Linked DNA regions of Homo sapiens: all the other regions are linked to region 1. The links are chromatin contacts, found by Hi-C or POLR2A ChIA-PET in ENCODE. All regions are on one chromosome and are shown on one strand. The core of a region is the stretch at or near the end of the contact, and the rest is flanking DNA. Distances in the headings are between cores, read along the strand shown. Region 1 overlaps MR1 (major histocompatibility complex, class I-related). Region 2 holds the start of KIAA1614-AS1 (KIAA1614 antisense RNA 1). Region 3 has its middle 33 kb from the start of LINC01732.

Region 1 (4,654 bases), core at 1,505-4,004:
TAGCTGGGATTATAGGCACACACCACTATGCTCAGCTAATTTTTGTATTTTTAGTAGAGACAGGGTTTCACCATGTTGGCCAGGGTGGTCTTGAACTCCTGACCTTGTGATCCGCCTGCCTCGGCCTCCCAAAGTGCTGGGATTCAGGCGTGAGCCACCACGCCTGGCCAGGTTAAAATATTTTGATTTTCTTCTTTGTCTGGTAATGTTATGTCAGAGTCAAGTTGGAAAATAAATCATGATATGTAGGGTTAAATAAAACCCATCTGATGAGAATTTATGATTTATAGAGCATGACTCCCCAGTCCCCTTAGATAAGAATTTGGGCAAGATAAAAAAATCAGAGTTTAGTCCTCAATAGTTTTAAGTGGATGACACCTCACAGTTTTGGTCAGGCATTGATGGAGTGGGCCTACTGTGTGCAGATAGGACAGTGCCCTGTGTGCAGATAGGACAGTGCCCAGACTCAAGACAGTGTCTTGAGTCTGAATCATGCCTCTGCCACTTATTAACTATATAACCTTGTCAAGAAATACAATTTATCTGAACTTCAACAAAATAATAATAATAATACCTGCTGCCAACGTTGTTATGAGGAATAGAAGTAATATATGTGAAGTACCCAGTGCATAGTAAGCACCCATAAATGGTGGCTGCGATTATATGGGACATGGGGAGCAGTCCCTGGAGAGCACGTAGAGGAAGACACATCCCAGATGCCATTTCTTTGCAATATGCTTGCACACACACATCTCCTTTAATCCCCACTTTGACACTGGAAGACAGGTATTGACTAGCCCCGGGTTTTATAAAAATGAGGCTCAGAGAAGTTAAACAACTTAAGATCACCCTGATACTAAGTGAAGGACACAGAATTCACATTGTGCCCTTAAGGGGTTTATAGTCCAGCCAGGGAGATAAGCCGAGCAGAAACAGATAAATACCAACACAGAATAGCTAAGTGTCAGTTGAGTGGCAGAGCTGAAAAGCACTTAGGCGTTTAGTAAGGGAATTATTTCTCTGAGGATAGGCTATCAGGAAGACAAAAGGAAACTAGAGGATTAGAAGTTCCTCTGTCTCACTGAACATCTCTGAGTTCCTTGCTGTCGCCATCGCCACTGCCTATGGGTCCTCTTAGCCCAGCCCAGCGGCTGCAGGGAAGGAGGCAGTGCTGAGCCCTTCATCCTCCCCATGTCCTTTGTTTCATGGCATATTTATGTGCAGGCCCTCCCATCTCACTTGAAAGTTTTATTCAACCTGTGTCTTCAGTATTACTATGAAAGCTCACTGTCAGAGTTGTATTTCTTTCTTTCTTTTCTTTTTTTTTTTTTTTTTTTTTTTTTTTTGAGACAGAGTTTCGCTCTTGTCGCCCAGGCTGGAGTGCAATGGTGCAATCTTGGCTCACTGCAACCTCTGCCTCCCAGGTTCAAGTGATTCTCCTGCCTCACCCTCCCAAGTAGCTGGGATTATAGGCACCAGCAACCACACCCAGCTAATTTTTTTGTATTTTTAGTAGAGACGGGGTTTCACCATGTTGCCCAGGCTGGTCTCGAACTCCTGACCTCAAGTGATCTGCCCGCCTTGGCCTCCCAAAGTGCTGGGATTACAGGTGTAAGCTACCGTGCCCCCAGCCAGAGTTGTATTTCTTCTGTTAGCAGAAAACCCAGGGACTGTTTTATAGAAATGCATTCTAGATTACAATCTCTAAAATTATTTTCTGTGATGTGAGCTTGATTTTTCTATAAGCATATGTCTGGGCCATTTTTGTACTTGCTAATTTTCAGAACATCATTGTGCTGTGTTGCCTACAGAGTCTGGCTTGTAGGAGCAGCAGTTCATTTTGTCAATATGCATATGTACTGAGTGCCTACTATGTGCCAGGCACTGAAGTGTCAGGCCTTATGGCGCATATATTTCATGAATGGTTGATTAACTAATGAAGGCCATAAGAATTTGATTTAAATATCAGTATTTGTGGCAGATTATTAATAAGAAACTGGGGTAAAAAAAACTCTGTGGCTTGAATGAAAATATGGTGTATACCATGCCACACAGAAAAAACGAATAATTCCTTGTGGCTGGGGGCAGTCTCTAAAAATGTCATCATTAGGCCCAGAAACATGTCATCTTGTAGACTAATTTCAAGTCTGTGAAGCTGCACTAGTTTACAGATCTTTGAAATTTGATCTCAATTTCAGTTGCAAAGACCTAAATTGGATTAGAACAGCTTGCCTGTCTTCTTCAGGGATCCTCAGGGACCAATGACCATTCAGTCTTTTAACAGTAAGGTGAAGGGCTGCCCATGTGCTCGGCCTTGGTGGGTTACATCTGGTTTGGCAACTTCCTGTTGTGTGTAACACAGGGACTGTGCATTCGTAGCTGTTTCGTGAGTAATATGCAGAGTGCATGTGTTGGGTATTTTAAAGTACGTGAGAGGGTTGTGTTTCAGCAGCTGATGGGATGCCAAATGTTTGACTTTTTATTATTCCAGCCCTTCAGATTTCCCCAGAATTGTCACCTTCTAGAGCGTGTGTCTTGCCAGTGTGTTCCAGGAATTCTCTATTTATGCCACTGTGATGTTGCTCAGAAAACAACAGAGCTTTCGGTTAGTTCAAGTAAACTTAGAATCTGCGCTGATGCCTCAGAAAGGAAGAAAGGCCAGGACGGCCTCGGCTTGGGTGGCACTCTTATTTCTCCCTTGGTTTCACTTCCTTATTTTCGTGGCTTCCCATTTCATCCTGTAGCCTCCTCTCAGAAGCTGTTTCCCCCCTTCCTACTCCCTTCCCACCCCCGGGTTGTTTCCCCGGTTGTTCCCACACTCTAGCCCATTTGTGTCCTCAGAGGTCTGGCCGCTGCCACTGCACCTGCCTCAGACCCAGTGTCACCTCGCCAGGGCTTCAGCCAGCCTGACCTTCCAGCTGCCACCCAGCAGCTCAGCTTAGGGACTCAGAACCTTCTGGCCCAGACCTTCATACCCAACTCCCGCCCAGGGGCAAATGCAGAAGCCTCTGCTGGTGCAGCCAACACGGAGTGGGGGCAAGGCGGAGAGGAAAAGCAACAGCTCAGGGTGTGGTAAGAGTGCTCAGGGTGCTTCCCAGCTCAGGGCATTGGTAAGAGTGGGTGGAATTTGCATGTTAAGAACTTTCATTAACCAAATACCCAAATGGTGACAGAAAAGCAAATTCAGACTAGTTACATTTCTGGAAGGTTTCAGATATTTGGGCCCCCAAGATGGCTGAGAACTCATTTCTCAGCACCTCTTCTCATAGCCTTCGAGAAAAACAGTACCTCCCATAAGAACCTCCGAATTCTATCTTTGTCTTTAATATGTATGTGTTGGGTGGGGTGGGGGTATTGATGGAATGTTTCAGATCACTAATCTCACAGACAATGCAATGACAAGATAAAGTTTATTAGATGGAGAATGTTAATACAGCTGAAACCTTTGAAGAATTCAGACCAGTCCTCAAACCATTCATCCTGAGTACCTGGAATGTTATATGATCTTGAGTGGGATATTTCCCCTCTATGACTTCAGCTGTAAGATGACACTGTTCTTTTGTACCAGTACATGAAGACTAGCTAATTAAAATACTATACTAGTTCATTCAAAAAGTATTTACTGAGTTGCTACTACGTACAAGGCATCATGCAAACAGACTGTGCAGTATTACATAAAATTTTTAAAATAGATTTCCATAAATAAACACCATGATAGGATTATGTAACATCTTCCAGGGAATTTTAACCGTTTGGATGTACTACACAGTGGTTCTGGTTCTACCAGTCTAAATGAATTGACTTGTTTTTTTTTCCACCATCACTCCTCCCTTTCAATTCAATTCATTCATTCTGGTGTGCAGCCCATTTCTGTCTATTTTCTAATGATATGACCAGAGCCACCATGTAGGCTTGTGCCCTGCACAAGGATAGATACCCCACTGGGGAACAAACGGGACCAAAATCTACTCTGTGTTCTGCTGGCCAAGCCGGGTGACCTGGCCTGGGCTGGCGTCCTCCCAGAAGAAGGGTTCATTTTTCCAGTTTGCACACATGTGCTATTTGTGGGTTAGCTGAGGCCCTGCTTATGTCTTCAGTTGGTTCACAAACCAGAAACAGAACAAATGGCCATCATTTGATTACAAATGTAATCAAACTAGATTTACAACCAAGGCTTGCTGAGTGGCATTATGGGTTTTATCCTGTTGCATGGCAAGCCGCTCATGCACGGGCTGTGCTCAGTGTCCTTTTTCCTCAGCCATGCCAGCCATGGGGAAGCAGGAGGGGAGCTTGTTGGAGAAGGTGGCCTCAATGAGAGCCTTGGTGCATTCCCCTGAAGCCACAGTTTGGGGCTTCTCCCTCAGCAGGGGTCTCCACAGTCTGAGTGTTTTCAGAAATCTTATATCCAGGGGACCCCAAATCTTATGTCCAGGCCCCAGGGTCTGAACTCATATTTAAGTACTGAAAGGCATCAGCATCTCCCCTCTGGTTGAACTTGACCTTCTTACTGAGAACCAGCCAGGCAGGCATCAGAAGCCTCAGGCTCCAGAGGAGAAGCTGGTGGGCAAATAGGTCAGGAGCAACTGCTTTCACCATCAGGGATGAAAGTTGAAGACCAAGAACACTTCCTTGTCCTGTGGTGCAGGGGTTGGGA
Region 2 (4,654 bases), core at 867-3,366, 110 kb after region 1:
TCTCACTAAGCCATCCCTCTAACATGAGAAGTGGTAACATAAGGCTGAGGAGTGGGGAGAGGGGTCACAAAAGCGGTGCCAGTTAGTGGCAGATTAAAGCACTGAACTAGAAGTACCTGGGATAAAGCATGGATATCAGTTGCCTTGGACTTGACCGCATTTCAAGTCCACTGTAGGGTTCAAGAGATCTACTGGCTCAGGGTTTCACACAGGTCCGCCTTGCTGATAAATGTTTTGGAGCTTTTGTGTATTTGGCTGGAAATAAGCAAAAAGTAAATGAGCCAAACCCCTTACTGTATAAACCCAGAAAAGCCTGGAGACTTAGTCTGGGGAGCTCAGGATGAGAATGAAAATTGTGGCCTCTGAATGCCACTCCCATGGCTGCCAGCACCCCTTGTTCCTGAGTTAACACCAGAGCTGGATGGAGGCTGGTGAGCTTGGGGTCTTGGGGGGCATGGGGTCCTAGAGCTGGCTCTCCTGGGAGCCTTTCTGCTCCTTAGGTAGAGTGGGGCCTCCTGCCTTGGGGCTTCCATTGTAGCCCTGCACGCTGGCCTTTTTTCACAACCAAAGCTGTATCCATCCTGGGGATGAGGGTATCCTAAGGGCAGGACAGGCCCCTCCCCAGTGCCTGGCACTGGGCCAGAACCCTAAGGGCAGCTCCACACTGTGAGTAGGGGCCTGAGCCCAGACTGCAGAAGGACAAGACAAAGGCAGGCCCGGCAGGCAGCCTGGCAGCCACAGGAGAGCTCCGGATACCCTCCAGGACTGGCAGGGCAGCTGTTAAGCCCTGGCTCCATGGGCACATATCAGCGCCAGTCCCCGCAGCCCCTTTCCTCAGGGTCCAGCACTCCGACCTGGCCAACCCACAGCCAGAGAGCGCTGGGCAGAGCTTCTTGCCAAGGAAGGCTCTTGCCATTTCTAAGCAGGTGCTCTGGCTTTGTAGGAAAGAGGGAAACTTCTCTGCGGATATGTGGGGGAGGGAGGGAGAAAGGGGAAGGCCTGTTCATGCAGGTGCAGCAGGGCCTTTTGAGTCGCTCCAGAACTAGTCTGGGGACTTGGGGTGGGAAATGGGTTGGGTAGATGAACTAGGGAAGTCCACTTGTTGCCAGGTAAGTTTAGTGGAGGATAAACAAGCAATTCTACCTAAAGAGTCACAATAAAGAGCCCTTGGTACAAGATCCTATGGGATTTAAGGGGAGGAGCCGAAGTCAGCATGCAGTATCGGGAATGCTTCCAGAGACAGACACCTCTAATATTTTTGAAGGCTGCCACGGGGTTTGTGGGGGGACAGGGAAAAGGCATTCCAGCCAAGGCACATGCATAAAGCATGAGAGAGTAGGTGGGTGCATGGATGGGTGAAGTTGGGGCTAGTGGGATCCAGGAGCCAACAAACAAAGCTCCTGCCAATAATACCCACACAAGAATCCTGTGCCCAGAGGCAGTTTGGAAGACTAAGAAGTCCACAGTCGCATCATTGCCCTCCTCTCCTGGGTCATAGGCCTCTTCTTGGCACACCCGGAAAAGAGGTGGAAACAAACAGCTGCCCAGGACACCTGGGCATCTAGGATGGAGGCCTCTTCCCCACTACCCCAGGGGCCAGGCCATAGCCCTGAGGGTTTCTTCTGCCTCCCCGCAGAACAGAGCCATAACCCACTTTAAATTACAACTCGGTACACACTTGCAGAAGCATTTCTCAAAACCTAACCTACCCTTGGCTTGTATAAAGCACTCTAATTTTTATTTTAATTTAATGTTGGTCTCAACCCACAAAATTGCTTTTATAACCCATGAGTGAATTGTGCCTGCAGTTTGGAAACACTGCCCTGGAAAGGGATCTGCCTGCTCTTCTCCAGCCCCACTTCCCAGAAGAAAAACCAAAATGAGAGCCCCTGCGTCCTGGTGAAGGTCAGTGGCGGGCAGGCCAAGCAGGGCCTCCAGAGCTGCTCGAGGGCCTCCAAGGGAGGTGAGCTGCAGAGGGACCCAGGAGGGTGGAAGGATGCTGGCTGGAAGTCACAGAGGGCCAGGTTCAAATCCTGCCTCCGCTTTTGATTGGCTCCCAGACCTTGGATCTATCTGTGAATTAACCTTTGAGCCTCGGACTCCTCGTGCGTTAGCCTGGTATAATAGTCTCTCTCTCGCAGTGTTGCCGTATGGATTCAGGGTGATTTAATGACCTCAACAGAGCTCTGGAACATTTGCGTAGCTGGCAGGGCAAGGCGAGGGACAGCCCAACGAAGGCAGGTCCTTGAAGTCCTGGTTAACACTGGTTTCCAAAATTCGAGCCGGCCTGCGGTTTTTCCAGCACGCCTGAAAGCTGGGGACACTCATGCACCAGGTACTCATTCCTGCACACCCCGCCCCCGCCCCACGGACATGAGGGTCCATAGGTCGCCCCACTTCCTCCCCATCCCTCCGGCCAGCTCCAGCTCATCCTCCCAGTCTGGCTCGGCGCGCCGCCTCCACATCACCTTTCAGCAAGGCCCGGGACCGTGCGGTGCACCAGTAGGCCCCGTCCGCCTCCCCAGCCGTGCGTTTCTCAAAGGCAGGGTGAGCCCAGCAGTGTGTGTGCGTGTACGCGTGCGCGCGTGTGCTGGGGGCGGGGTTTGCAAAACTCCCGCGAGCCCGCCCTCCCTCCACCCTCAGGCTGCAGGCCCCCGCGGCTCTAACAGCCGGTGCCCTGCTGGACACACCCCGCCTCGCGGAAGCGGCCTTGGCACGAAGGCCCTGGCGACCCCCAGGCAGCGCAACGGGCCGCTCCCCTCTCACCCCCGCCCGCGCGAGGCCCCGCGGGAGGACGCGGACAGAGGCTGTTGGCTGTGCTGCCTGGCCCCACGCCTCCTGTCTGCGCGGCGGGAACACTCCGCGGGCGGCCGCGTGGCCGGGAAGGCGCGGCTGGCGCGGAGTCTGCGGGTGCAGAGCAAGCGGCCGCCCGCTGCCTGCCCTGGCCGGTGGGGACAGCCCGCCCTGCCAGGGAGACTTGGGGGGGCACCGGAGTCGCTGCGAGGTTGCCTCTAGTGGCCTGAGGGCGGGGCGGGCGCGGGGCAGCTGCTGAGGGCACAGTCGCCTCCTGGTCGCAGGGCCCGCGACAGACCCCGATTCTCCCTCCCGGGACACCGGGTGCCAGCTGCGGATATCTCTCGCCGCCGCTGCACCCCGCAGCGACAGAGGGGGGCCCCCGGGAAAGAGGGGAAAACCAGCCGCCGCCCGGGACGCTGGTTCTGCGGGTGGCTTCTGAAAATGCCCCCAAGCCCCGAGGAGACTGAGGTGCCTGAGGCAAAGGGGTGCCACTTTCTGCTCCGTGTAGTCCCAGTGTCAGGGGCCTTCTGTGAACCGCGGGAGGGACATAAGTTAGACACCGGGAATACCCACACCTTTGCATGTGGCTGCTTCGTTTCTGTGCCTGAGCCACTTGGCCCTTGCTGTAGCTTCCTACTCGTTTTACAAAGCCCTGCTTGTGCTCACCTGCCCGGTTGGCGCCCTTGCCAACTACCCGGCCAACCACGAATCACGGCCCCAGGCTGTCCACAGGCTACCCACAGGCTACACCGGCTGCAGCTCCTCTTGCAGCATACCCTGCATCCGGCGCTGTAATGTGTGTGTGCCTCCCCCTGGGCTGGGGCCCCTTGAGGCTGCGGGTCTTTCTTAAGTCCGGGGGCTCTTGCCTGGCCTAGGCCTGGTTCCTGGTTAATAAGCTCTCAGTAAGAAGGTTCTGATGGCCCAGGCACTATGGCTCAGGCCAGCACTTTGGGAGGCTGAGTCGGGCGGATCACATGAGGTCAGGAGTTCGAGACCAGCCTGGCCAACATAGTGAAACCCTGTCTCTACCAAAAATACAAAAATTAGCTAGACATAGTGGCAGGCGCCTGTAGTCCCAGCTACTTGGGAGGCTGGGGAAGGAGAATCACTTGAGCCCAGGAAGCGGAGGTTACAGTGAGCTGATACTGTGCCATTGCACTCCAAGCCTGGGCAACAGAGTGAGACACTGTCTCAAAAAAAAAAAAAAAAAAAAAAAAAAAAAGGTTCTGATGTTCCAGTGTGTGAGGCAGGGCTGCCCTAGGCCTTCGAGGTCAGCAGCTCCCCAGGCAGGCAGATGCAGGCAGTTGGGGAAGGTCAAACAGGAGGCTGGAGGAACCAAAGCCCCCTCCCATTTCCACACAAGGCAGGGCCTGCACATCAGGCTGCCCCAGGGAGAAGCTGGGATGCCAGCGCCTTTGCCTCCTTGGAATTAGGTCACCGTCCAGAGGCCTGGGAGCCTCCAGTGTCCCGCGTGCCTCGTGCCCCTCCCCTAGCACCAAGCCTTTTCTGGCATGGGGAGGCAGCTGCAGTGGGAAAAGTGGGCCCCAAGTCAGAGGGGCAGGATTGCATGCCCTGTCACTGCTGCTGAACTTGGTTCCCCATCTATGCAAAATGAAGACAATGAGCAGGACATACCTGGCAGGACTATTTAAGGACTAAGTATGTCACCAGCCCGGGAGGTGATACGCCTGAGGCCTTTTCCCGTCCTCCCAGCCCCAGCCACCCCCTTCCACCTCCTCCCACCTGGGAAGGCAAGTTGTCCTTTTCAGAGAAAAGTGGAGCTGTCTTTGGCCCCCAGGAGCTTTTCTCAACATGAAATTTCTCCAGTTTTGTGACCTTAGGCCAAGAATTGCAGTAT
Region 3 (4,654 bases), core at 791-3,290, 79 kb before region 1:
ACACCACAGAGTGAGGGTGCACGGTGGAGATTCAGGCACCACTTCAGAGGCAGGCTGGGGAGGACCCAGTGACCATCAGATGGAGGAGAGAGGGACACTGCAGGGATTTCTGAGCCTGTTTAATGTCCAAGAAGGGAGAGTGTGGGAGAGAAGATAAAGAGTTTCATTTGGTACAGTTTGAGGAGTCTCTGAGACATTTAGTAATAAAATTAGATTTTGGCACACCCCCTGTCCTCCAATTTCCCCACACCCTTCATTCTCTATCACAGGGATGAAGCAACCTGATGAGCTAATCTCCACTGAGGTTGAATTAAGATTTAAAGGTTTAACCTGTGACTCCCCCACAGGAATTGCATTTTCATTTAACAGGAGTACCACTTAGCCAATCTTAATCAAAGGAAGGACTCTCTTTTAGCAAAATTCCAGGCAATGTGATGAGCAAGTTGGGGAGATGTTTTCAGGCAGGGAGATCTGCCAAACACCCCTCATATCACATGACAGAGGCTACAGCTACAAACTGTCTTAGTGAAGAGAATTCCCTGTTGAAGTTTCCCCTTCATTCCAAAAAACCCAGTTCATCCCATAAACAAAGGGATCTTCCTCCAGGCAGGACGATGATCTCTTATGGTGGGGTGGCGGGACAGCAGATGTCACAGAGGCCTGGGGTCACTGAGTTCAAGTCCTGGGTCTGCCATTTATTGCTGTATAATCTTGGGCAGTTATTTAATTTTTCTCTAAGACTCGACTTCACCATCCATTAAACAGGAGTTCAGAGCATTTGCCTCTGAGGCTGTTGTGAGCCCAGATTTAAATCACATGGTCACTGTAAACACTAGTTCCTTCTCCTCCCACCCCCAACCCTCACCTCCCCAACTTATTACTTCAGACTTGAAACACCATCAGTCATTCTCACTGCCTCCACCATTTATCTCAGTGTCTTTCAACACCCAATTCACTTAGAGAAGCCTAATTTTCTTCCTGTTCATGCGCTATTAGCTGCTCTGACAACTCTAGGTGATGAAAACCCATTTGTGTGGGACAGGCTGAGCCTCCACACCCAGCGGAGCGGGCTGTGTCTGCGAGCCGCCTGCAGGGGGCAGCATCGGGCAGCGTAAGGCAACGCCAGGGCTCCCTTGTAAAACGCTGGGGTCGGTCTGGGGAGGGCCGCAGAGAAGGCGTTTCAATTCAGACTCCAGCTGACAAAGGATCCATTTTACTCCATGCGGGTCTGACGCAGTCTGTCAGAGAGTCAGGTCTTTGGTAAACAAGAGTGCAGGGAGTGGCTATCCAAAAGCAACCCCGACCCGCGCAAGTCCAGCAGCGTTTTTCCCAAACCCACACCGGGACTAGGTTACCTTTTAATAAGCACGGGTGAGAGAAGCAGAAGACATCTCCTTATGAACTCACGGGGCCCTTGTTGCGGATGCGCCTTTCACCCCCAGTGAAGTAGTGGGAGAGAGCCCTTGACAAGGACAAGAAGGGGAGCTTAACCTCCCCCTCCCCATAAGCATTTTTAGATTTTCCCACACACTCAGCCCCTTCGAGGAGTCCTGGAGAAAACAAAAGAAACAGACACAGATGCTGATTCTAAAGAAGCTATTAATATTGTTGAAAAGACATGCAGATGTGAAGCTGGGATGCAAGGGTACACATGATCATGCTCTGTTTCTGAGAAAGCCTGGTGGCTCCGTGTCCCCAAAGCCCCAGGATGCACAGGCCAACCTGGGATGAATTTCTATGATTTGTGAATTTGTTGACGTGGAAAAACAAAGGGGCAGAACGTTTAAAATCAATCAAGCCTGCCCTGGAAGTCCAGAATATGGGATCGCCGAAGGGACAGATGATCAGAGCTGTAGGAATTTGAGGAAGGGAGCTATTGATGAATGTGGTGTTAAGTGGCCTGGACAAGCCAGTGGACTTGGTCATTCCTGAGAGCCTCGGGCCTCTGTGCCAATGAGAGACACTCATCACCCACTCTCCTATTGACTTTGGCTGGGGAGGGGAACTGCTATGTCACCATGACATCATCACCTTCCAGGAATCATCGAGTCAGCCTCAGCCCTCGAGGCCCCGGAAGTGGAGGCCCCAAGGCAGGACCCACTCACTTCCTCCTAGCCAAAGGCCAGGGGAGAAGGGGCTGCTCCCCACAGAGCTTTGGGCCTGTTTTTCACCACCCTCTCCCAGTACTCAAGGCAGCCAGGACCTGACCCAGGGTAGGTCAGCTTTGCAAAGAGACAGACATCAGCATGGTGCCAGCTGCACCACGCCCACCCACACTCTCACACTGTGGGAGAGAGGCCCCCAGTGGAGAATGGCAGTGGCTGAGAGTTGAAATGCAAGCATCCCTGGTAGAGGTCGGGCTTGTAGCTTTACCAGTCCTTCATACCTCCTTATGTACATGAGCTTCTAAGGGAAAAAATGTGATGGAGGAAGGAATTAGGAATGAAGTAAGAGGGAGTGGGGGCTGGCAGGAACAAGTGCAGAAAGCCGAGGTGGGGAGGGCTAAAAGGAAACCTGTGCCCACTTCATAGCTGAAGGTCACTGCAGATCTGGTGTCACCTGCAGATAGTCATGGGGGGAGGCAGATCGGTCCAGGCCCATTCCTTTCCGGAAAGACAGTGAGCACCACACAGCTCAACTCATCCCATGGCCAGAAGCCCAGGTACAGCACCAGAGGGTATCCACCTGTGGCCCTCAGGGGGTGACTTCCTCTTGCCCTTTCCTCCAGCATAGTCACAGGTGCCTCCCCCATCTTCCCCATATCAGAACTTTCCCTTCTCTGCTAAGAGGATTCAAACCAGTATCTGTCCACACCACATCAGCATCTGTTTCATCTTTTCATTAAACTCAGTGTTCCATTGCTCTGTAAGCTGGTCTTAGGAAAAAGAAAATTAACCAGTAGGCAATAATACGATTTTCTAGCATGGCAAACATCCTATACTCCTCCTACCCCCACTAACACACACACACACATACACACACACACGTGTGCACACACACAATTGGCCATGTTTACTACATTGATTCACTTAATGCCAACAACACCCTGCCAGGTAAATATCTCCATCTTCCAGCTGAGAACACTGCAATTCAGAAAGGGAAAGGAAGTTCTCCAGGGCACACAACTAGTGAGTGACAAAGCCAGTCTCAGAAGCCAGGTCCGTCTGTCTCCAAGGAGCTGGGATCTTTGCATTTGGGTACTCTGACTCAAAATAGGAGCCTCCTCTGCCTCTGAGTCAGAAACTTTAAAATTAGAATTTCATTCAGCGATTCACAAAATCTTAAGGTTGGAAGAAATGTTGAAGGTTGTCCAGGTCCATGACCCGGCAGACATCTGCCTCTCCTGCATAGCAGTGTTCTGGCTTCTGCTTGGATGCTCCATATCCAGGAAGTGTCCTGGTTCAGCCCATGCCGGTTTAGAATTATTAGATGGTTCTAGTGGTTTTGGAGCTGAACTCTCTCCCTATAACATCCATGCATTGGGTCTCCTCTTGGGAACATACAGAACCTAAGCAGTGTCACCCCTAAATTCTCTTTCACCAGACTGTGTGTTCTCAAGTCCTTGCAAGCTGCTCTTATGTGGAGGTTTCTCCCCACTCTCCTCTGTATGGGGGTCTGGTTTGTCTGTTCAGTCTCGAAGGGAGACCCAGCATGACTGTAATTCTCCGGAAGGGAGCTGACCAGCCCTGAGAAGAATGGGAGCAGGTTCCACTGAGGAGACTGTAACTTGTTCATTTATTTACAGATCTTAATACACTGGGGACTCATTTTGACCTTATTATGAATGAAAACCCTTAAATGCCTTTCCCATATGCTGTCCCTAAGCCACACCCTTTCCTGCCCCTGTGCGGCTGGGTTTGAGATGTTTATAACCTGTTCTCTCGGGTTAGGCAATGGCCTGAACATGCTCTTGTATGGTCTGACCAGCCCCCTGCTGCCCGGGCCTCTCCTCAGTGCTCCCTGGCACTGCTGACCCTCTAGGGCCCAGCCACATCCTCCCTCTGGCCCTGCTCTGGTTGTCCACTCTGAGGCTCAGCCATGGGGCCTCCTAGGCCCACCTCTGCAGCATGCTGGCTCTTAATTCCCAGCCTCCTTATGCCCCGCAGGAGGCACCTGGGAAGTCGCGGATACACCTTCATGCAGGTCGTGGAGAAGCAAGGGCCACTGTCTCAGCCCTTCCTCTGACAGGACACAATTTGCCAGCATTTCCACCATGCCGGGGCTGCCCTGCAGACACCTGCAAGGGACTCTCTTCCCAGATATCCAAATGGGAAGTAGGCGGCAGGCCCCTCTACTTTCTACCTCCTATCTACCTATGTAGGCTGTTTCTACCACCTTGCCCCTACCCTTAGTTCATGGGTGGTGGGTGGGGCACACAGCATGGTACCCTGCTCCCTCATTGTGTCAATCTCCCTCCAAGCCTCTCCCAGCACCAGCTGGGTTTTTCTTCCTTCCTGTGGGGCAGGCACTTCCTTTGTGTGGAATCCTCTGTTCTCTCCACTGTGGCTTCACACATCAAGCCATGCTCAGATCCCCCCAGCTCTGCTCTGGATTTACAGAAGGGATCTTCTTGGAAAGTAGAAAAAATATATCCCTCTTATTAACCAGGCTCTCAAAATTATTGACTATTAGCTTGCTATGGACTTTTTAAAAT

Evidence for each region. A loop is a pair of places that touch in the nucleus more often than their neighbours do. ChIA-PET counts read pairs that join two places held with the same protein, here RNA polymerase II (POLR2A). Pooled maps may share reads with other maps.
Region 2: a pooled map shows a loop between it and region 1 (3-fold over the local background). The contact joins the promoter of KIAA1614-AS1 here to the enhancer-like site in region 1. A Hi-C loop is called at or near these places in 3 of 50 pooled maps. POLR2A ChIA-PET finds 5 or more read pairs at or near these places in 4 of 52 experiments (AG04450, BJ, MCF 10A and 1 more).
Region 3: a loop to region 1 is called in a map with no recorded cell type, with 4 times the contacts of the local background. The contact joins two enhancer-like sites. A Hi-C loop is called at or near these places in 3 of 168 maps with a recorded cell type or tissue (B cell, GM12878 and gastrocnemius medialis), 27 of 37 single-sample maps with no recorded cell type and 12 of 50 pooled maps. POLR2A ChIA-PET finds 5 or more read pairs at or near these places in 16 of 52 experiments (AG04449, GM12878, H1 and 12 more).

What each region holds. Positions count from the first base shown.
Region 1 is chr1:181,060,676-181,065,329 of GRCh38, reverse strand. MR1 (major histocompatibility complex, class I-related) reads right to left here. Exons shown (of 6, transcript NM_001385161.1): 6 at 3,392-4,654. Among named protein-coding and RNA genes, the nearest start is that of IER5, 26 kb to the left of the region's middle. RefSeq lists enhancers at 2,483-2,532, 3,173-3,302. Within about 2 kb of position 2,754, at least 16 of the 41 ENCODE cell types and tissues checked have a DNase peak (open chromatin) inside an H3K27ac peak, as active enhancers do; they include gastrocnemius medialis, where a contact is called at or near this core.
Region 2 is chr1:180,952,349-180,957,002 of GRCh38, reverse strand. KIAA1614-AS1 (KIAA1614 antisense RNA 1) reads left to right here and starts at 2,116. Exons shown (of 2, transcript NR_145481.1): 1 at 2,116-2,335. RefSeq lists an enhancer at 1,881-2,486 and a silencer at 2,522-3,061.
Region 3 is chr1:181,139,102-181,143,755 of GRCh38, reverse strand. No RefSeq gene overlaps it. Among named protein-coding and RNA genes, the nearest start is that of LINC01732, 33 kb to the left of the region's middle. RefSeq lists enhancers at 1,633-2,133, 2,145-2,224, 2,134-2,634 and a cis regulatory region at 1,780-2,329. Within about 2 kb of position 2,040, at least 18 of the 41 ENCODE cell types and tissues checked have a DNase peak (open chromatin) inside an H3K27ac peak, as active enhancers do; they include gastrocnemius medialis, where a contact is called at or near this core.